4 separate regions of the Homo sapiens genome follow, and all the other regions are linked to region 3. Evidence: chromatin contacts called from ENCODE Hi-C or POLR2A ChIA-PET data. All regions are on one chromosome and are shown on one strand. The core of a region is the stretch at or near the end of the contact, and the rest is flanking DNA. Distances in the headings are between cores, read along the strand shown.

Region 1 (2,951 bases), core at 353-2,852, 2.2 Mb before region 3:
ATCTACTATAGGCCAGTGCTTTATCTGTGTTTTTGTTTGTTTGTTTGAGACAGAGTTCCGCTCTTGTCGCCCAGTCTGGAGTGCAATGGCACAATCTCGGCTCATGGCAACCTCCACCTCCTGGGTTCAAGTGATTTTCCTGCCTCAGCCTCTGGAGTAGCTGAGATTACAGGCATCCACTACCACCATGCCTGGCTAATTTTTGTATTTTTGGTGGAGATGGGGTTTCACCACGTTGGCCAGGCTGGCCTTGAACTCTTGACCTCGGGTGATCCACTGCCTCAGCCTCCCAAAAAGTGCTGGGATTACAGGCATGAGTCACCACACCCAGCCAAAACTATCCCTTTTAAGTGTGGGATCCATTATTACAAAGGCCCAGTGACTTAACTTACCTAAAGTCATTCAATCATCATCACACAGCGGGATTTACCAAAATTAAGATGTAATTTACATTCTGTAACATTTTGGTATTTAGTAAATCCACAAATTTTGGTATTTAGTATATTAATGTAACCATCATCACCATCTAATTCCAAAACATTGTCATCACTGCAAAAAGAAACCCTGCACCCATTAGCAGTCTCTCCCTATTTTCTCCTCTCTCCAGCCCCCGGTAACTACTAGTCTATTTTCTGTCTCTATGGATTTGCCTGTTCTGGATATTTCATATAAATAGAATCATACAGTATGCAGTCTTTTGTAACTGGCTTATTTCAATTGGCATAGTGCTTTCAAGGTCCATCAGTGCTGTGGCATGTATCAGTACTTCATTACTTTTTATAGCCAAATAATATTCCATTGTGTGGATATACCATATCTTGTTGATCCATTCATCAGTTGAAGGGCAGCTGGGTTGTTTCCACTCTTGGGAGTTGTGCTGCTGTGCACATTCATGGACACATTTTTACATGGGCATATATGTTTTCAATTTATGCAGAGGGATTTTTAGTATTAGATTTTCAGGATTTGGTATTATCCTTGGCAAATATGGGTTTCTTTGGAAACAAATTTTTCTGTTTGTAAGAGATGATTGCATATCATCAAACTTACACTAACATTCCCTCTCCACTATGAAGCTCTGATTTCTGTCCTATCTCCTCCTATGCAAGGCCTGATTTCCAGAGAACGTTAATCTTCTAAGCCTTTCTCCATGCGGATCCTTCTTCCTGGAAAGCCCATTCCCTCTCCACCTTCTGTAAATGGCCTGAAACCAGCCAGGAAGCTGGGTTTTCCTTTGCAGCCTGAAGTTATTTTCCTTCCTCTGGGAACTCATCGAAGCTTCACCTGGACTTTGAGGGAAAATAACTTCAGGCTTTTGTCACTCTTTTCCCTGCCTGAGCTTCCCTGCTACCCTCTATGCCCCTTGAGGGCAGGATTCTGGTCTGACTCCATTTTGCTATTTCCTGCAAGGACTTCTGTGGCTTTCCAAAATAGGTGCTAATGAATATTCATATTTGTGAACTGAATTCCTGATCCATTGCCAAGTGGTTCTGATTCACTTGAAACCCAGTTGAACTTCCTTGTAGAGTTTGTATTACAATGGCTCTATTTTTAACCAGGTCTTAGGGTGGGGAGGAGCAAGCTGGCAGAGTGAGGTCATTCTTTTGCATGTGTCCCTGCCTCACTGGCCCCCCCCACTAGAGGGCAGCCTGCCTGGCATCACCTCCTAAACTTACAGGAGGTTTTGCCGCCCTTGCTTCTTGTTCCTCCTCAAAAGAAGAAATTGGCAGAAGAGCTGGGGCAGGAGTGTCAGGGTTTGTTTTGGTGGGGATATGGTCAGGCTTAGTAGGGAAGCAACTCTTCCAGTTCCCAGACCGGCCCCCCTGCCTTTCAAGTCCTCCGTTAATGTCTCAGGAGTGCTGAGATGGTGAGACATTAAAGCATCCTTTTAAAGTTACTTAGACAACAATTTGAGATTTCTGTAGGGATACTGTATTAGTCTATTCTTATGCTGTTAATAAAGACATACCTAAGACTGGGTAATTATAAAGGAAAGCGGTTTATTGACTCACAATTCCACGTGGCTGGGGAGGCCTCAAAATCATGGTAGAAGGCAAGAAGGAGCAAGTCACATCTTACACGGCAACAGACAGGAGAAGAATTGAGAGCCGAACAAAAAGGGTTTTGCCTTATAAAACCATCAGATCTCATGAGACTCATTCACTACCATGAGAACAGGATGAGGGAAATCACCCCCATGATTCAGTTATCTCCCACTGTGTCCCTCCCACAACTCATGGGAATTATGGGAGCTACAATTCAAGATGAGATTTGGGTGGGGACACAGCCAAACCATATCAGATACTATCGTGTTTAGATCTCTGCAGTCCTATTTGGATAGCCTATTGCTTTCCACAGAGCAACTATATATATATATTTTAAAGTAAAGGATCTAAAACTGTAAGAGTGGTTCTTGATCCTGGCTGATAATCAGAATCACTTGCTAGAATATATTTCTAAGCTTTAAGTAAACCCAGAGTCAACATTATGGGTCAACACCAATAATGACCTCTGTGGCTGAATTCAGTGGGCTGACACATTTGACTTGGCTAGGTGGAGTGTTTTAATAATTGAGAATGCATTCTCTAAGATGCTGTAGTTACTTCATTCTTTATCCTCTCACACCTTGCCCTCTTCACACATTTATATGACCTGCTTGCTCTTTGAGGTCTCTGAGAATTTGACCTTTGCTCCAAAACAGCCCAATCATCTGAGACCCTCTACTCTCTCTCTCACTTGGCCACCTTCCCATTACAGGTGACTCTGATAGACAATCAGGGCTGGAAACTATCAGTGTCTTTGAGCAATGACTATTCTGTCTGCAGAGGTTCTCAATTCTGACTGCATGAGAGAAACACCTTGGAGATGTTAAAAATTACTGATGCCTGGCTGGGTGCGGTGGTTCATGCCTGTCATCTCGCACTTTGGGAGGCTGAGGCGGGTGGATCACC
Region 2 (2,770 bases), core at 157-2,656, 2.5 Mb after region 3:
CCCGGAGCATCTGTTGCTCAGTGTTGACAACCATGGCCATTCAAGAGCTGGCCCCAGGTGGAGCAAAGAAAACAGCTTCCACCTGGCTGAAAAGTCAGCTCAGCTGGCCGAAGTGAGGGTTTCGGGCAAAAGGGAAACACAAAAACGAAACCTCAGACGCGAGCCGGTGGGACTCCGCTGCAGGAGGCAGAATTGCAGAAGCTGTAATGCAGGGAACCCACTCGGCACCCGACCCCGATGAAGGCTCCCCGCGCTTCGAGAGCCAAGGGACTACGGATCAAAGGATCCTGCAGCCGGGGAAAAGCAAACTCGCTTCGCTGGGAGCTCAGATAGGGGGTTGCAAAACGGTGGGCGCCGGAGGCAGGGGCGGCGGGCTGGGGATCTGCTGAGTGGAAATCGAACTGGTGGGGAGGGAGGTGGGCAGGGCGAGTGAGCTCAGTGACTGGGACCTAATGGTCACACTGCGGTGCAAAGCACGCCTCGGGGCTCCCGCGGAGAACACCCATTCGAGGGTACTGGAGCCTGGAAAGGGTCTGCGAGTACACTGGGGGCAGCGCGGGGGGAAGGGTCCCCTAGGGGCCGGGCGCGACAGTCGGACTGCCGCCGGGGAAGAGGTAGGATGCGGTCTCTTCCAGGATAAACACACACGCTCACACACACACTCGCTTCCCGACCCCGGGCTAGCCCCGAGCCTCGGCGGCCCCTTACCTTCGGCGCGCGAGCGGATCTCCGACACGGTCCTCCGCATGGTGGGCATCGCGGCGGCGGCTGCAGGTGGGTCCTCAGCCCGGACTCTGCACCTGTCACGGCGTGGTACACGCGGGAGACCCGGCTGCGCCGCGCAGAGCGCTCAGCTGCAGCCTGGGCCGCGCCGCCGCCCACCTAGGGCAGAGCTGCCGCCGGGCGCGGCCCCCGCACGCCGACAGGAGGAGGAGAAAGGCAGCGGTGGCGGCGAAGGTGGCGGCGCCCGCAGAGCTGGGCGAGCTCTTGCTGCAGCCGCGGAGGGGCGGCTCGGCGAGGGGCGGAGCTCGGGCGCCGGCGCCGGGGGAGGGGCCTGCGGGGCTCGCGCTCCCCCTCCCGCGGCCGCTCAGCAAGGAAGGCGGGTGAGGGGCGGGGAGAGCCAGGGGGAGCCTCCTTCGCCCCGCCCCGCCCCGCTTCGGACCGTATCACGACTCAAAGGGGGGATCAACTCTTAGCCTCCTTAGTCCTCCAGCGTTTTCGCTCCGCCCTGTGGAGTTGGTTGACCCGGTTCCTCCTCCAGGCCACTCGGACTCTCTCACATCTTGCTCAGAAAGGAAAGACTGCTCTGGCTGCTGCATTCTCACGAATCCCCTCCCGCTACCCCTGGCTTTTGATCGCAGTGGAGCCGCCCGTCGTCCGGAAAGAGCTGTTGGGTCTGAGCCGGCAGGCGAAGGCGAAAGGGTCTGGGACTACAAGGTTTAGCTCCCAGCCAGAGCAGGAAAGGAACGACTGACTGTTCGCCATCTGGGTGTAATTCTAACCTCTCTGCACGCCCAGCCCGACTCGTGGCCTGAGCCGCACTTGTCCTCCTGCCTCGCCCACTAGCAACAGGCTGCCAGGTCGGGAGGCCCCTGGTGCCCATGGTGCTCTTGTCCATGGGGCTTGGGTGCATCTGGGCCCCGCCTGCAAGTGGGCCCGGTGCATCTCCCTAGTTCAGGCTCTGCAGCCTGACAAGGCACTGAAATAGCAATTAAGCCAACTAAGTATTGGCCCAGGTGGTTCACAAAAGACTTTTTTTTTTTCTTTTAGTTAAATCTGCATAAAGTTGGATGCAGTCGTTTTATCTGCAAAGGGGAGAGGAGTCTTTGTATAAAATCCATAAATATGTTAAATTTTAATTTGCCGATGTCCTTCAGACTATCATAGCCTCATTACCTTTTATTTTGTATACCGAGATCTATGCTAAAAAGTTGTCAAAACAAATACTTCACCTTCAAGTTAAGATGTAAGGTTTTGTGCTGTTTCTGGCGAGCTGCTGAACTGGCAGGAAAGGAATAAACCAGAAACAATAAATCAGAAGCAATTTGCTTCTTCCCTCATTTCATGCTCTTCCTCCAGCAACCAGCGAAAGAGATCCTCACATAGAGGCCTTTTATTTGAGATCTTTTCACATCCTGAAGGGAGAGAGCTGGAGAGGTTTGACCTGAGAGAGAAGTGATTATTTCCAAGCCTCAGGAAAAAATGAAATAAAATCTGCTAATAGCGTCCTATCTCCATTTGTGGTATTTCTTCTGCTTCCTGCAGGTAGCACTTGCTAATCAGAGCCCTGCCCTACATTAATACTCAGGCAGTCAATGCATATTTATGAAGAGCCCACTCTAGTTGGCTCTGATTCAGAGGCTGGAATTAGAACAAAGAAAATGTATTCTCAGTGTTCATGGAACATCTCAGGGTAAAGCAGGACTCAACAATAAATGAATCTATCTGTTTCAGTGATAGTCATGATTTAAAGTATGGTCTTCTAAACGTAAAAAATGAACACAGCTTTATCTGGACTGTCATCACTGGGCATTTTTATTTCTTCCAAGGCCCAGGGTCTCCTTGTATAAAGCAGGCTTGCTCTGGCTTAATGAACATGAGTCTGAAACAAAATTAAAGGGCTAACATAGCAAGGAAAATAGTAAAAATAATAATCAGCTTTAAAAGTTAGCGAACAGAAACTGGAGGAAATGCAGTGCTTTTCTGATTAACATTTTAGGTGTAATTCTATATGAAGCCATAACCAGTTCTTATTAAAAATCAGTGCGCA
Region 3 (2,706 bases), core at 57-2,556:
TGTGAGCCACCGCCACTGCACCTGGCCTCCCACAGAGGATTTTCTAGGAGATAATGTGCTCTTCAGAAGGCTCGAGGATCTCAGCTGGCAGATTGAGTTCTTACTGTGCATTAACAAATTGACACATGGGTTCATGTGGAAGTCTTGTGAACTTGGTAATTGGGTGTCTATTGATAAGAATGCTCACCTTGTACCATTGATTCCCTCTACAACTATGCTGCAAGCACAGTCATCTGCTTTCACTTCTTTGAACATGCCAACCTCTTTCCCACCTCAGGGCCTTTGCACATACTATTTGCCTCTACGTGGAATGTTCTTTCCTCCTTCTCATCCATTAGAGTGGCAGCAGTACTTTAGAATAATCAGAGGGGTTTAAAATAATATTGATGTCCGGTCCCAACCCAGCTCAATTAAACTCAAATCTTTGAGTGTGGGGCCGATGCACTGATAAAATAAAATAAAAGGCATGGAGTTGACTTTATCCTTACGGTCGGCAGGTATTTTGACCAAGCTATCACCGTGAGCAGTAGCATCAACAGTTAGTTATTCAGGGATTTGGGGCACAGGCGGTTGTGACCACATCACAAAAGTTCAATTTGTTGGGTTAGGCGTTTAGCCATAACCTAAGTAGTTGCAGATGGTCTCTACACCTGGATTGCCCATTAGGACAAAACAAGTAAACTTGTGTTTTTAGGCAAATAATGAAACTCTGAGGAGTCTGAAAAAACAACTCATCGCCAGGTAACTCCCAGCCCAGGTGCTCGTCCATACAGGGGTGAACGCACGGCAGGGGGCTGCTCGAACTCTCACTAAGCCTGCCTCTGTTCTTTGCAAAATATTTGATAGTTTTTAATGCAGCAAAGCGAAGCAGACAATCCACCTCTTGTTTTCCCCAAGCTGATGGGGGGAAAGTTCTAAGGTGTTGTTTCCTAAGCTCAAATTAACCAAGATTGGTCAGTGGCATGGACTTTTTTTTTTTTTTTTTTTGGTAATTTTACTTCCATGAGGAATCATTTGGACTCTTCAGTCTTCCTTTCTTCAGTTTTACGTAGGGCTTTGCTGGAGGAAAATGGGGCTAAGGGGGAGAGAAACATAGTCTCGGAGTAGGGTGGGGGATAAATTAAACGCAAACCCAGCGGTGCGGCAAAGGCCTTATTCTGCCTCTGATCTGGGGAAGTTTCATATTCTAATGGAGAGAAACGCACGTGCACACACACCCCCCTAAACCCACACAAATGAAACCCCCTCTGCGGAGAAGCCGGCTACAGGAAATTGACTTAGGCACAGGAACTTGCTAATCTCTTTTGTCACATTCGGATTGCTCCTGCTGCCCCACACACACTAACCCAACCATCTTGGGGTGGACTCCCTGCCAGCCCAACTGTTGTATTTTCAGTTCTTCCAGTGTGAATCAGTTAATATTCTCGGGAACGAGGGAGAGGTTGATCCTATGAGGAAATCAACCACAGTGAAAAGGCTTGGGCCGCTTTTGTTTTCACCTGCTTTTGTTGAACAAATTTGATTTCCGGAGTCAGTCATTTTACTGTCAAGACATTTCTTCGGCATTCTGCAACAGGTAAGGATTTTGCTTCCTTAAAAGTATTTCTTTGGTGTCAAAAGAAATTTTTCTAATTTTATTTAGCTTTTACTCTAGGCCAAACATCGTAATGACTCTGAGCTACCTGCTGTAAGGTGTAGAATCAATTTACAGGGGGACGGGGGTCGGGGGGGTGAGTGTTGCTTTGATATTCACTGCCCCTCACCACAGTCCTAACAAGATTTTTGAAACATGAAAAGTTACAATAGTTGGCTTTTTGGTTTTCCAGATATTCTAGAGAATGCATATGCTTGTGACTGTGGCTGAGCTCAACTGTATGGGTAGTTTAAATACTACCCAAGGTTTGATGAAGTAAATCTAAAGATGCTCTAAGTTGTGCAAATATGAATTTTAAAGTTGTCTAGTTCAGAAAAGAAACAGAACCGAAGTCTAAATGATGTAGATTTCAATCTGGAATTTCTAGCTTGTGTTTTTCACCTATTGCCAATGTTAATGACCATTTCCCAAAAGTGCTCTATGATGTATAACATGTATTTTTTAATTAAATTTAATCTTTCTTCTGAGGTGGTTTGATTTGGAGATATGCTACGAGGTACCAGTCAGTAGCCTGAGTTGTAACTAAACAAAGTTTGGGAAATCACCGGTTTTAGGTGCTTTACTAAATGAAAGTTGCCATTGACGTATTCAAGCAGGCAACAAGTAGTTGGTGTCCCCTTATTGGTTCTAAGCTGGTGCCGTGGAGGATATAAGAGAAATATTTTAAAAATCTCTACTTTGAAGGACCCTATAATCTGGTAGTTGTGATAAGAAGTAAAATTTAGGAAGCAATGCAAGATGAGAATTCAGTGATGAGTGGGGCAGCACAGGCTTGAAGAGTTCTGTGAATTCCATGGAGGGGGCCTGGGGGCAAACTGGAGTTGTCAGGAAGATCTGGGCTTTGGAAGAATGCGAAGTGTCGGTAGAAGGAGAAGGGGCAGGTGATTTCAGACTGGGAGGACCTTGTGGGCAAAGGCACAAAGGCGAGACTGACCTGGAGATGATAAGGCCAGTTGAAGAGACACTGGAGAAGAGAAGACAGTTTGTTTTACACATTGCAGGAAATCAGATTAGACAGTTAGGGTGTGGACACAAAAGCGAGGACCTTGCAG
Region 4 (2,953 bases), core at 199-2,698, 2.1 Mb before region 3:
TAGCCCAAGGGCTGAAGCCCTCGTTCAGTGACCAGGGTTCTCCTTTGACCACCAGCCTCATATTGCCATGGTTTGGGGTAAATTCAGGGGCATAACTGCAGAATGAAGGGCCTAGGAGTCTTGGCAGTCAGGAGATCATCAGGCAATTAAGCAGAGATGATTGTGACCCAGGGTGGTTCCTAGGGATTAATGGAGGCCTGGAAGAGTTTATGGCTTTGGGTACTGCTGAGAGCCATTAACTTAACACAGAACATCAATCCGTAGGAAAAGCCAGAGGTTTTGTTCCCAGGCTTTCCAGGTTAGGAGATCACTTAAATCTTTGTGAAAGAAAAAAAGTAATAGTGTACATGACATTTATTCAGCACCATATTTATAATTATACATGAGTGCCAAACAATCTCAGTTTTAACATTTGTGGTTTTTACTGTTCAGACTATTCAGAAGTTCCATGACGTGGCATCCATTGATGATGGTTTTGCTGAGGTTGAAATGTGAGGGTTTTGTGGCAGGTGTGTGGAAGCAGATCCCTTAGCTAAGAGAGCGCCTGCTCAACCTGCCAGGCGTGTGCTGGGAACTTCCAGGAGTTGCCTCGTTTAATTCTCACAGCCATCCTGGGAGGTAGGCGCTGTCTGCCCCAGGTGGGAGGCCAGGAACTGTGGCTGAGAGAGGTTAAGTACCGAGCTCAAGTCATTCATAGAGTCGCCAGTGGAGCCGCAATTTTAAGGCTGACTCAAAGCCTCTGAGCCAGTTACCTCGGCTGTCAAATGGAGATAATAATCCCTGCTGACCTCACGGTCGCTCTGAAGGACAAAAGAGAATCAGTTCAATCCAGTAAACAATTCTCTCTCTCCCTCTTACTCCCCTCGCACACATGCACACACACCCCACAGATATAATGGATTTTAGTTTTTAGGCATCAAATGACTTTTGTGCCTTATTAATATTATCCACTGAATCAAAAACAGCAAGCTGAAAAATTCATCTCAAGGAAGAGAAAATAAGATTGTTGGGAATGGTGAGAAAGGAAACATGGTTTTTGAAAATTGATTCCAGGGAAGATAGGCTAGTTTGAATGCCAGTAGGGAGCCATCAGAAGAAGTAGTTTTACACTGATTTTTAACAATATTGGAGTTGCTTAAGGCAATGCAATAGAGAGGCAGTTTCTGCCCTTTTAAAGCCTGACTTCACTTTCTGAATGTGTGTTCTGATCTAGCAGGGTTTTTTTTTTTTTTCTTTTAAGATGGTCCCAGCTTGACTGCATTCTCAGATCCATCAGATAAACGTTAGGGCTTCACTGCTGTGCTGAGAGGCCCCAGCCCCTGGGGTTCTCTCATAGAAACAACTGGAAAGAAAGGAAATGCCTTGGGCAGCAGCAGCAGCAGCTGTCTTCTGATTCTGCTTTCCGCCCTGCCTTCCTTACCAAGAGAAAGTACAGACACGGACGGCTTGAGTCACTTAGGCACTTAGGAGTTGTTTTTCACACGTGTGGTGTTTTCGTCACCATTACTATTGTGGGAAAGAAGACAACTCAGGCATCGTTTCGTATTCACTCATCTGTGTGGGTGACATGTGGGTTTTGGCTCATTTCTGCATATTTGTGTGCAAAGGAGAGTTTTTTAGTAAACAGTCCCATTACTTAGCTGTTCTTGTAACTCTGAAAACCCAACTGAACTATAATTAAACTTTGACTTGGTGACTCTGCAAACAGGCTATGATTCTTTTGTTTCTTTTCTCCTTTTAACCCATAGTTGATGTATCTAACCTAACAGAATTTTCAGAGAAAAGAAGTGAAATAAGAACTAAAAATAAATTTTTATGTCTTTAAAAATGAGAGGTTTTTTTTTTTTTTTTGGCTTTTGGAAGGTGAGTATCAAAAACCTGTACTTAATGTTACCTTGGAATTATTTCTAGATGTTTCTTATATCCTTTTGTCCCAAGTAAAATTATTACCTTCTCAGTGCGTAGTTTTTCTTATTTATTACTTCTAGTACCAAGTGTAGAGCTAAGCGTAGAGGAGACGCTTCACAGGTGCGCATTGTCGTGATTGCAGACGCCTGCCTGTACTTGTGGGGTTTTTCTCAGTTTTAGTACGTGATGACTTTTCTTTCTATAACAGGTATTTGAAATGGACATCGCTAAACAGTTACAAGCTTATGAAGTTGAGTACCACGTCCTTCAAGAAGAACTTATCGATTCCTCTCCTCTCAGTGACAACCAAAGAATGGATAAATTAGAGAAAACCAACAGCAGCTTACGCAAACAGAACCTTGACCTCCTTGAACAGTTGCAGGTAGAGCATATTTATAAAGCAGCTTCCTGAATCACAAATATATGGTAGTTCATTAACTCACCAAAGGCAACAGCAGGCTGGGCTTTCCCATGACCAGAGGACCTTTCCCACCCTGATCTGTTTATAGTTGGGATCAAAGGTATCCCGGGAGAATGGGTCCTTTTTATTATGGAGCAGACAGATTGTCCTTTGCTAAGGTCAGGCAGTCCCAGAGCTTTCTGAGAGGCTGTTTCTGCACTTAACTCTTTTAGGGGACAGGCCCAGAGATGAACTTGGATTCAGGATGCCGTGGCCTGTTAGCTGAATGCCAGCCGTTGTCATTACTCAAAGAGAATCTAAGAGCTTTTAACTTCTATGAGCAAAACCAGCTAGGTCCACAGAGGGATGGTAAAGGAGGAAAGTAACACAGAAATAAATATAACAAACCAGAAGAGATGATAATTCTTTGTGAGTCCTTGGTGCATATACAAAGATTTGATTAATGAAGGTCTCAGTTCTCCCCTCTAGAAACTTCCATTTCAACACGGATATACTCAGGTGAGGACATACAGAAGAAAGACCAGTTGAGACTGTGCACGCAGGAGGGTGTGCAGAGCAAGCACTGAGGTGCAGCACGGAGACCAGAGCTGGCCAGGTCCAGCATCACCCCCACCCCCACATCAC

The links. Hi-C counts contacts between places; a loop is a spot of excess contacts on that map. ChIA-PET counts read pairs that join two places held with the same protein, here RNA polymerase II (POLR2A). Pooled maps may share reads with other maps.
Region 1: a loop to region 3 is called in a map of OCI-LY7, with 6 times the contacts of the local background. The contact joins the enhancer-like site here to the promoter of RHOH in region 3. A Hi-C loop is called at or near these places in 1 of 168 maps with a recorded cell type or tissue (OCI-LY7) and 2 of 50 pooled maps. POLR2A ChIA-PET finds 5 or more read pairs at or near these places in 1 of 52 experiments (HEK293).
Region 2: a pooled map shows a loop between it and region 3 (4-fold over the local background). The contact joins the promoter of ATP8A1-DT here to the promoter of RHOH in region 3. A Hi-C loop is called at or near these places in 1 of 168 maps with a recorded cell type or tissue (OCI-LY7), 7 of 37 single-sample maps with no recorded cell type and 6 of 50 pooled maps.
Region 4: a loop to region 3 is called in a map with no recorded cell type, with 12 times the contacts of the local background. The contact joins the enhancer-like site here to the promoter of RHOH in region 3. A Hi-C loop is called at or near these places in 3 of 37 single-sample maps with no recorded cell type and 9 of 50 pooled maps.

Annotation. Positions count from the first base shown.
Region 1 is chr4:37,969,314-37,972,264 of GRCh38, forward strand. The region is part of intron 2 of TBC1D1 (TBC1 domain family member 1); the gene reads left to right. Among named protein-coding and RNA genes, the nearest start is that of PTTG2, 10 kb to the left of the region's middle. Within about 2 kb of position 1,603, at least 8 of the 41 ENCODE cell types and tissues checked have a DNase peak (open chromatin) inside an H3K27ac peak, as active enhancers do.
Region 2 is chr4:42,656,117-42,658,886 of GRCh38, forward strand. ATP8A1-DT (ATP8A1 divergent transcript) reads left to right here and starts at 1,407. Exons shown (of 1, transcript NR_186688.1): 1 at 1,407-2,231. ATP8A1 (ATPase phospholipid transporting 8A1) reads right to left here and starts at 989. Exons shown (of 37, transcript NM_006095.2): 1 at 709-989. The coding sequence starts at 757. RefSeq lists enhancers at 176-225, 1,216-1,425 and a silencer at 716-1,185.
Region 3 is chr4:40,195,725-40,198,430 of GRCh38, forward strand. It overlaps RHOH (ras homolog family member H), which reads left to right and starts at 1,307. Exons shown (of 3, transcript NM_004310.5): 1 at 1,307-1,576. RefSeq lists an enhancer at 2,280-2,379.
Region 4 is chr4:38,130,968-38,133,920 of GRCh38, forward strand. It overlaps TBC1D1 (TBC1 domain family member 1), which reads left to right. Exons shown (of 22, transcript NM_001396959.1): 21 at 2,117-2,290. Among named protein-coding and RNA genes, the nearest start is that of PTTG2, 170 kb to the left of the region's middle. RefSeq lists a silencer at 1,971-2,110. Within about 2 kb of position 1,449, at least 28 of the 41 ENCODE cell types and tissues checked have a DNase peak (open chromatin) inside an H3K27ac peak, as active enhancers do.